Linked DNA regions of Homo sapiens: regions 1 and 3 are each linked to region 2. The links are chromatin contacts, found by Hi-C or POLR2A ChIA-PET in ENCODE. All regions are on one chromosome and are shown on one strand. The core of a region is the stretch at or near the end of the contact, and the rest is flanking DNA. Distances in the headings are between cores, read along the strand shown.

What was found. A loop is a pair of places that touch in the nucleus more often than their neighbours do. ChIA-PET counts read pairs that join two places held with the same protein, here RNA polymerase II (POLR2A). Pooled maps may share reads with other maps.
Region 1: a loop to region 2 is called in a map of A673, with 5 times the contacts of the local background. The contact joins two enhancer-like sites. A Hi-C loop is called at or near these places in 3 of 168 maps with a recorded cell type or tissue (A673, ascending aorta and endothelial cell of hepatic sinusoid) and 1 of 50 pooled maps. POLR2A ChIA-PET finds 5 or more read pairs at or near these places in 2 of 52 experiments (AG04449 and HEK293).
Region 3: a pooled map of heart left ventricle shows a loop between it and region 2 (2.8-fold over the local background). The contact joins two enhancer-like sites. A Hi-C loop is called at or near these places in 3 of 50 pooled maps. POLR2A ChIA-PET finds 5 or more read pairs at or near these places in 3 of 52 experiments (OCI-LY7, PC-9 and Panc1).

What each region holds. Positions count from the first base shown.
Region 1 is chr13:39,369,287-39,372,165 of GRCh38, reverse strand. The region is part of intron 3 of LHFPL6 (LHFPL tetraspan subfamily member 6); the gene reads left to right. Among named protein-coding and RNA genes, the nearest start is that of LHFPL6, 230 kb to the left of the region's middle. Within about 2 kb of position 1,490, at least 5 of the 41 ENCODE cell types and tissues checked have a DNase peak (open chromatin) inside an H3K27ac peak, as active enhancers do; they include A673, where a contact is called at or near this core.
Region 2 is chr13:39,409,363-39,412,277 of GRCh38, reverse strand. The region is part of intron 2 of LHFPL6 (LHFPL tetraspan subfamily member 6); the gene reads left to right. Among named protein-coding and RNA genes, the nearest start is that of LHFPL6, 190 kb to the left of the region's middle. Within about 2 kb of position 1,557, at least 3 of the 41 ENCODE cell types and tissues checked have a DNase peak (open chromatin) inside an H3K27ac peak, as active enhancers do; they include A673, where a contact is called at or near this core.
Region 3 is chr13:39,346,925-39,349,912 of GRCh38, reverse strand. All of the region lies in intron 3 of LHFPL6 (LHFPL tetraspan subfamily member 6), which reads left to right. Among named protein-coding and RNA genes, the nearest start is that of LHFPL6, 250 kb to the left of the region's middle. Within about 2 kb of position 1,532, at least 4 of the 41 ENCODE cell types and tissues checked have a DNase peak (open chromatin) inside an H3K27ac peak, as active enhancers do.

The sequences.
Region 1 (2,879 bases), core at 241-2,740, 40 kb after region 2:
TTTTCCAGGGCCCATGTTCAGGAAGAACGTGTGAGATCTCTTATTATAGCAAGGCAGGAGCTAAGGTCAGCTACAGACTTGACTGACTCAGGAGCTCAAAGATGTTTTCCAGGGCCCATGTTCAGGAAGAACTGTCTGTAGACTGGCTGTAACCATCCGCCATCTGTAGGCTGGCTTCATTTTGACGTTAGTTCTCCCCATGGTTGTAAGAGCGTTTGGCACTTGTGGCTTTAAACATCCTTGTTCATGCCAAAAGGAGAGGACAAGCTTCTCCCCAGAAATGGAATCAGAGTCTCTCTCCTCACTCTAATTGGGCCAGCTTTGTCATGTGTCCGCTCAAAGGGATAATGGCTGCCAGGGAATGCCACGTGCTTCTTATGGTTCAGCTTAGATGCACTTAGAGTTTTATAAGATTTGATTTTACTGAGAAGTAGTGGGATTTGTAAGAGGAAGATGAGATAAAAAGGAGAAAAGGCATTTTAGTCTTTTCTTTCTTTTGTCAGACTTCACTGTCTGTGGTCCTATCATCAGTGTAGCCTGTGGTTGTGGACAGAGGGACAGTCGTGGCAGGTGTTAATAATGCTGATTTTTATTTATTGCTTTTTGAGAGAATAAAACAGTATAAATGATAAGAATACATAGTGTCACAGCATCTGGCACATAATAAAAGCCCAGTAATGTTTGCAGTTGGACAGGACCATTTAAATGCATATTGGCTGATCAATCTTTATTCTTCCTTTTACATTCCGCAACAGTAAGTTTGGGTTTACCCATTAAGCATAAGGGCTTTATAATCAGGTTATCCAATTGATTTAATTCATGCCTCAGAGATATTCTCATCCACCAAAGACTTTTCTAATTATATCCTTGTGATCAAAAGTAGTGTTTCAATTAATTTGTCTCGCTATTTTGCCAAGTAAATTTGAGTAATTATTGCTTTCATTTTGCTATTTAATTTGATTAAGAAGCCATCATGGTTCCTGTTCTTGAAATTATGCTGGTGGCTTCTTAAGAGCAGTGCCGTAAACTGGAAACTCAGAGCCTCCCAGTGTTGATAAAGATGAGAGTCTGTTTCTTCCAATTTTCAATCAAAGGAAGAAATCTCTTCTACTTTAATCTGAACACTGACTGTCCCACATCTCTTTAGACACATATCCTTTAGCTCTTTGACTCCTGACTCATGCCGTCTTGCCTCTCAAATCTAATCATACTTGAGAAAAATCTGTTTGCAATTTCTGGCTAGGTCAGCTGGGTAAAAATGCAAACAAAAGTATAATTTTTTAAAAAAATTTTGAGCTCTTGGTGTTAGTGGATGCTTCTCAAGCAAGAGAACCTGCTATTGGTCTCTGTGACATTCAATATGACTCGCTTCATTTTGTCCAGAAGTTAGAAAGCTCCTATGACTCCTGTGGACTTTTCGGGTTGCTTCATGCTCAGGCAGGCCAGGCAGCTCTGTGCAGTTTCTGCAGGCATCTGCGTTGTGTGCCAGAGCAGGGTTCTCCTGACTCAAGCAGCAAGTGTTTGCAGAGAGCGGCAGTTAAAGTGTCTGTCACTCAGCTCAGGAAGAGACTCCTAACACTTGATGCACTGGTCATTGCTTAGAGTAAATGGATTATTCCATTTTGAGATTGCTATTTGGGAGGTTGGTTAATAGTAAGGTATTGAACATGCATTGAAATGTAGGCAAATTTAAGGCCGTTAATGCAGCAATGATGTCCTACCTCCCAAATGACTATTAACTGAATATTTTCTAAACTTTTGACACTTAAATCCAAGTCACTGGAAGTCATTTAGAAGGTCCAGCATGAGCCTGGATTTCCTCACCCAGAGCTCTAGCACAGAATCACAGGAAAGCCAAGCAGCTGCTGTGAATTCAACAAAGACCCAAATTGTATAGGAACCCATGGGGGCACTCAGGAACTTGGCTCCAAATGATGCAGGGAAACTTCCGCGTCCAAGGGAGCCCACCCTGGCCAGTGATGACATGACTGAGCAAAGTGTTCAGGCACCCGCAAGGCAACAATAATAAGCTTTTCTGGTCACTCAGCCTTTCTTAGGGGCCTCTTTCCATCAGATGAAGAGTTTTCTGCCTTTACTCTAGAAGTAGGGAGAATGCCACATTTTTTCAGGGATGTTCATTCAACCTGCCCATTCCAGTAGGTTCCACGTTTTCAAAATCAGAGCCAGAACATTTCTATTTTATAACTTAGTAAACACCTCTTGTCCTGCTTTGGGAAAAAGGACCCCACTCTGTACAATCATAGATTCAATTTGATCTGTTTCCCTAAACACAGTTTTGCAGATCCCAGATGAACCTGTGGGATAGGATTTTTCAACTTCGGTGCCTAGCTTGGTGTTTGGTGTTCAATAGATTCACTTACTTCCTCAAGCAAATATTTATTAAGCACATTCTAGGCAACAAAAGTTGTGCCACAAACAAAATTGTGAAGAAGATAGACATAATTCTTACTGGCATGCCATATATCTGCCATCTATTGAATGGTTAAAAAATTAGGAGGGAGAATGAGAGGAAAGGAAAGGGGGAAGGAAGGGAGGGAGAGAGGGAGGAAGGAAGGAAGGAAGGAAGGAAGGAAGGAAACCTACTATGAATTTTTGATCACAGAAACAGCAGCTGCCATCATGTTTCTGTATATATTTGGCCACTGATATCCTACCAAGAATCATGGCATCACTTTTTAAGGGACTAATGGCCTAACCACCTCCCAAAAAAAAATTTAAAAACCAAGTCAGGGTAATCATTTAAAGAACCAGATACCCTGATAGGTGGAAAAAAAATTGCTCTACATTCTTTTTTTCTCAAGTCTATTTTGGCTTGGTTATTTCAGTGTGGATCATTCCTACTCTTTTATTTATGCCTT
Region 2 (2,915 bases), core at 308-2,807:
CACTGATCATTTATAGTTGAATATTTTCAAAGTGTTCTAAATCAGTCTGGTCATAAACAATTACTAGATTATTTCTTGTAAGTATCGATAGTCTCCTGATTCAGTTAGGTAGGTGGGACCATGGTAATAAATAGACCTAAAAATGTATAACGGTTGAAACACGGTAAAAGTTTATTTCTAGCTCACATTACAGCCCAAGTAGATATTACCAGTCAGCTTCCATATGATGATTCAAGAATCCAGGTTCTATTGATAGGTATACCATCCCCTAAGTCTCTTCTAATACTTATGTCCCACAGAAGTGAAAGAGAGTATGGGAAGCTGTATCCATCTACTTCTTAAAAGCCATGATGAGAAACAGCACACATCACTTACTCCCATATTCCTTAGCTAGATTTCACTTAATGGCCACATCCCACTGAAGAGACACTGGGAAATACAGTTTAAGTATGTGCCTCAGAAGGAGAAATTGAATTTTGTAAATAGCTGGCAGTGCTTGTCATTATTTAGAGGTAGGCAAGGGCTATAGTTCTACTTCCCGACAATTCCATTGCAAATACAGAAGCATACTCATAACATTCCCACACAGATATGTCATAGCAATCAGGCCCCAGTAATCATAGCGCCTTTTCTGAAGCTCATGAAAGTCCCAGGTCTCTGTCCCTGTAGGTGCTTCAATCACAGCTGATATGAAAGGGTCCTCGTGAGATAAACACAACACTATTATAAGGGCAGGACTTGGTTAAGCTTAGAGAAGGAATAAGGCAACCGAAGTCCTGTGAATCATGCTTGGATATACCACTATTTTGGAATCAAGTTCAGCAACCATTTCAAAAAGCACCTCACTTCCAAAAAGTGGCTCACCTCCTTAGCTCCCTGGATTATTCTAGTGTTACACATAAAAGGGAAGAATGTCTTTAGATTCTATCCAAATCCACATATATTGAGCACCAATAATTTTACTAACAAAAACCCCCACCTCTTATACCCGTTTTGCCAATTAGAAAAACTTCTCAGGTTGGTGTGGACATAAAAATAAGGAAAGCAGATCTGTAGCAGCCACCCTGGAGTGTGGCCTTTTGATGAAATATTAGCAACTACAGTTGATGTGCATATTCGTACATAGAGCAACTCACTGCCCCCAGGAATAAACAGGTTATTCACGCATACATATCATACTACCCGTGCAGACATGTGTTTATTATAGGCAGCAAAATATTATAAAAGGTAAATTTAGCCTTTTATTTAAATATCCCTCTGACAGAGATTGTCACTAAGGAAGGCTCCCCTATAATAAACCGCTTATTTATAATACAATGGTTTAATATGTAATAATTGCTTGAAATATGGAATGTTGTCCGTAAGCCAAGCAGTTGTGTGATCAGGAAGTTGTAGATTTCTCTTTTTCCCTGCAAAGATTGATAGGGGACAATGACTTCTTGATTCAATAACCTTCGGAAAAGGAAGTAGTGAAATGTTAACATTCTTCAAAGACTTGACTTTTGAAAAGCATCCTGAAGCCACTGTGGGCTGATTGATCATCTCAGTGGGGGTGTCCTCTGGGAGGTTTTGTACAAAATACTCCTGGATTGTGCAATAAGGAGCTGCATTTCTCCAGAACATGAGAAATATCTGTTGTGAATGTTATTCATACATTTTTTTTGGATACTCAAAAATTCCTGTTTTTCGTGACTGTCTTTTGTTGGTTTTGTCATTGTTGGTGGGATGGGGAGAAAGAGGATCTGTTTCTCTGAAATGATATTTGAAGTATGTGTTTAGATCCTAGATGGAGAGTTCACTTCTAAGTTGTGTAATAACATTGTTTTCAAGTTTAGTGGTGGTGTTCCATGGGGATACTGGAGACCACCCTACTTGTGCTTGGGGGCTGCTATCTTCATTCATTGTGGTTTTCACCATGGCAATGGGAATAGAATTTTCAGCTCTCTGAGCTCTTCTGCATTCTTAAGTAAGCTTGCATAATACTGCTGAGGACAAAGCAGTTGCCTGCTGAAAGCCAAATGAATGCATAAATTTGGCCTCAAGATTTTTGAACTGTTGTGAAAGAGTTTTTGTGTCTTAGGTTTCTTTTTTTCTTTCAAATCACCACTAGCAAATTTTTTCTTCAGATGATATCTTTGTTATCCAAAATCTGATGTATAATGAAGGTAGGTAGACAATTTTAACACATGATTTACAAATGAGTTGCAGAGGCTAGGTAAGTCTTTTAAGAGTTTTTATATTAAGTGAAAGCTCCCCTTTTAAACATTTGTCTGGGATTTTGTGCTGGGCATGATCCAACAAAAGATTATTGCTTCTGTAACAAAAATGATAAACTCTGTAGAAGTTGGCTTAGAGATCTTGCCATATTGTTGAATAGCATTGAATGCTATTGAATTATTCTTTTTCTAGATGACTGAGCTAAAAGGAAGCTATTGTTACAGAACAATTTATTTTGGAATTGTTTCTTTTCCTTTTCTTTCTTCCTTTCCTTTCCTGTCTCACATTATATCTTCCCTAACCAAATGACATTTGTAATTACTGTTACCTGAAGACATTCTGGTAAGTTTTACCCAAATAATTCAATGGTTACTTTAGGAAACATAAGAAGTAAGTGCATATATTGAACTGTCATGTCAAATTTGTGTACTGTGGAAGGCAGGCATTTGAATCAATAAGTACAGCTTGGCCCAGAGACATATAAGTCCCTGAAACCCTTCAGGGATGAGAACACTGTGACAACAAATAATGCCTATCAGTGGTGGTCATGCGTAGTATCTCAGTACATTTCAAATGTTTTTTTTGTTTTTTTGTTTTTTTTGTTTTTGAGATGGAGTCTCACTCCGTTGCCCAGGCTGGAGTGCAGTGGTGCAATCCCAGCTCACTGCAACCTCCACCTCCCAGGTTCAAGCGATTCT
Region 3 (2,988 bases), core at 283-2,782, 62 kb after region 2:
CCAAAATGGGATCCATCTCTTACTTGAGCAATACTTTAGCAAGACCCAAATCTGTCTGCATTTCTCCATTATATTTCCCATCCCCTCACTCCAAGCATACTGTTCCCTGGCCCCCCACATTCACGCTTGGCTCACTCCTGAACATCTGCAGGTCTTGGCTTAGATCTCACTTCTAATTTAAGGCTCTCTTTCACTGACCTGACCGCACTACGTAGATCACTTGCAATATGCTGCCTTCGCATCCTGGATTTTTTTCTTCAAAGCACATATCACAATTATCAGTATAGAAATGTCTCATTATTGCTTAATGCTTATTTCCTTGACTAGACAATAAGCTTCTTGATAGCAGGAATTATATTATTCCCAACAAAGCTCCCAGTACCCAGTGATTCATTCATAGTTGGAGCTGGCACTCACTGAATGTTTGTTGAATCAATGAATAAATTGAGAGAGGGAGCGAGGAAAGGAAAAAGGAAGGGAAGAAGAAAATCAAGAATCAGGGTTGGATGACAGTATTTTTTCAGATTTGCTTAAATTCTATTGACACACCTTACTCTAACTAGACTGATCTTGACCATTTTTCTCAAAAGACATGTATGCATATGTACTTTTGTATATTTTTTGAGGCTACTTTGATTGGCTGGCTATATCTCAATATAATTTGTAATACTAGAACAAATTCATATTAAATCACTTTTTGAATTAATAATTATTTTAAAAATTACTTAGTAAATGAAAAAGCCTTCATGTCTTAAATGAAGGACTCTTTTTCTTTTAAATCACATTGAACATTAACAGCTCATTTTGGACCTTAACCAGTTGTTGAATTTTAATCCCAAATTTTGTAAATCATACACACAAACTTGCATATATGTCTGATTGGTGGCCATATTTTCTTATATCCTCAAACATTTTCTGCTATTATGTTACACTCTTTAAAGATCTTTGCTTAATTTTCTGCCAGTTTTCATCTGATAGACATTTAGCCTGATACGTTAACTACCTGTTTTATGACATAAACAGGAATGGATCCAGATAACAATGACTAGAAATTACAATTACACCTGAGCAAGACAAGGATTTGCCCTAGGAAGAGGGTAGTGTGGGGAGAGTGGGAGAGAGCTGGTGCCGAAAGCTCTGCTCTGCCTCTCTCAGGGGATAGCAGGGCTTGGGTAGGCGGGTGGGGTGGCTTAGCTTCTGACAATGGTAGAAACTTACAGATCCCTTGACAAAGAAAAGCAAGAAAGTCTTTGTTCATTCACTCCTTAGATCTGGTTCCCCAGAGTGCATCCTGAGATGAGGATTTGAGTTCAAGTGATTGAGGAAATGTGCCAAGGAAAAAACAGTGGGGAAGTGGAAAAGCAAGGTAGGGAAGGAGTAAACACCCAGCAGGGTGCAGTTTGTCATGAGGGTTCAGCCTCAGCCTGAACTCACAGGGCTGGGAACATTCATTATCATTACACTGCAGACTTTGTTCCACCCGGAGGGAAGAAAGCCCGGTGTGCACACTCCAGTACAAGTACATCGCTGGCTGTGGGTCACACCAGGGGGCACTTCAGCTGTCAGAGAGCTGGGACAGAGTAATGCCAGTCACTCATGGGTCCTCTGAAGAGCGTTGCAAATATAAGCTATTGGGAGCAAAGCACGAACAGAAGCTGGAGATTGAGAGTCCAGAACCAGCAAAGGGACAGAGAGGAACTGGCTGGAGAATCTACAGCATCGGCTGTAGCTCCCCTGCCACTTACGAGACCCTGAAGCTTAAACTTCTGCTATTTTATTGACTTCTCTGCCAAAAACAAAAGCAAAACCAATACTATCCTCTCTCTCATTGTCCTCTGATAGCCAACCCTTTACTAGCTTCTTTTTCCATCTTTGTTTAATAAATGTGTCTACTGTCACATACACTGTTTTCAAATAATTAGCCTCAGCAATTTTTTCTTAAGTGCCAAATAATTAATAAAGAATTATATACTCTACTTTTCATGTTAGGTCATAGAACTATGTATAGGTCAATACATTATTAATAATGAACAATTGATTGTATTCTGTGTTATGAGCCCAGTGCTAAACAGATGGACCACAAATTTTGCCAACTCTTTGAAATGTTCTACACGATTGGCCATCTCTTCTCTACCTATTAATTAATTCCCCCTCATAGGTGTATTTAATCTAGCTAAAGAATAATTCAAAATGGAGATTATTCCCAAGACTCACAACCACATTAGTTCATGGTTGTCAGCAAATCTGACCTGTGAAGGGGGACTCGGTTACCAGTGAAAAATGCTTATTCTATCTGTATTAATGGAGGTCATTGTGCCAGTGAGACCTACCCAGAGGTGGAGAGGTGATCTTTCAGAATCTGTTACCCCGTTAAATTTAGCACACTCTCTAGATGAGGCCGGAAATACATACTTGGTTTGGGAAGTTCTCTCCAAAATTTCAGTGCCAAAACAGGACACGAGTTACTCTTAAAATGCTAGACTTACTGTTTTTCAGGTATTAGCTGCCTGCCCGGTTTGCTTCCTTTCTGCTTTTCTTTTACCTTGCCTTTCATTCAACAATTATTTATTAGGTGTTTACCAGAGGCCTGGCATTTCCACGATCTGGAAGTAGAATTTCTGGGTGGAAGGAATCACAAGTGTGAAGCTCTCATGTCAGCAACAAGGCTGATGTGCTCCAGAAAAAGTGGTCAGTGTGGCCAGAGACAAGACACAGGAGAGAGTGGTCATGAAGTGTGAGAGGTCAGCAGACATTTAAGCCCTCATAGGCTATAGGAAGGACATTGATTTTTGAGAATTCATTAACGGGGCTTTTTTTTTTTTTTTTTTTTTTGGAGACAGAGTTTTATTCTGCCATCCAGGCTGGAGTGCAGTGGTGCAATCTTGGCTCACTGCAACCTCCGCCTCCCGGGTTCAAGTGATTCTTATGGGTGGGCCACTTGTGCTAATTTGCTCTGTGTGCTTGATGTCTGTGTGCTTATGTAATGGC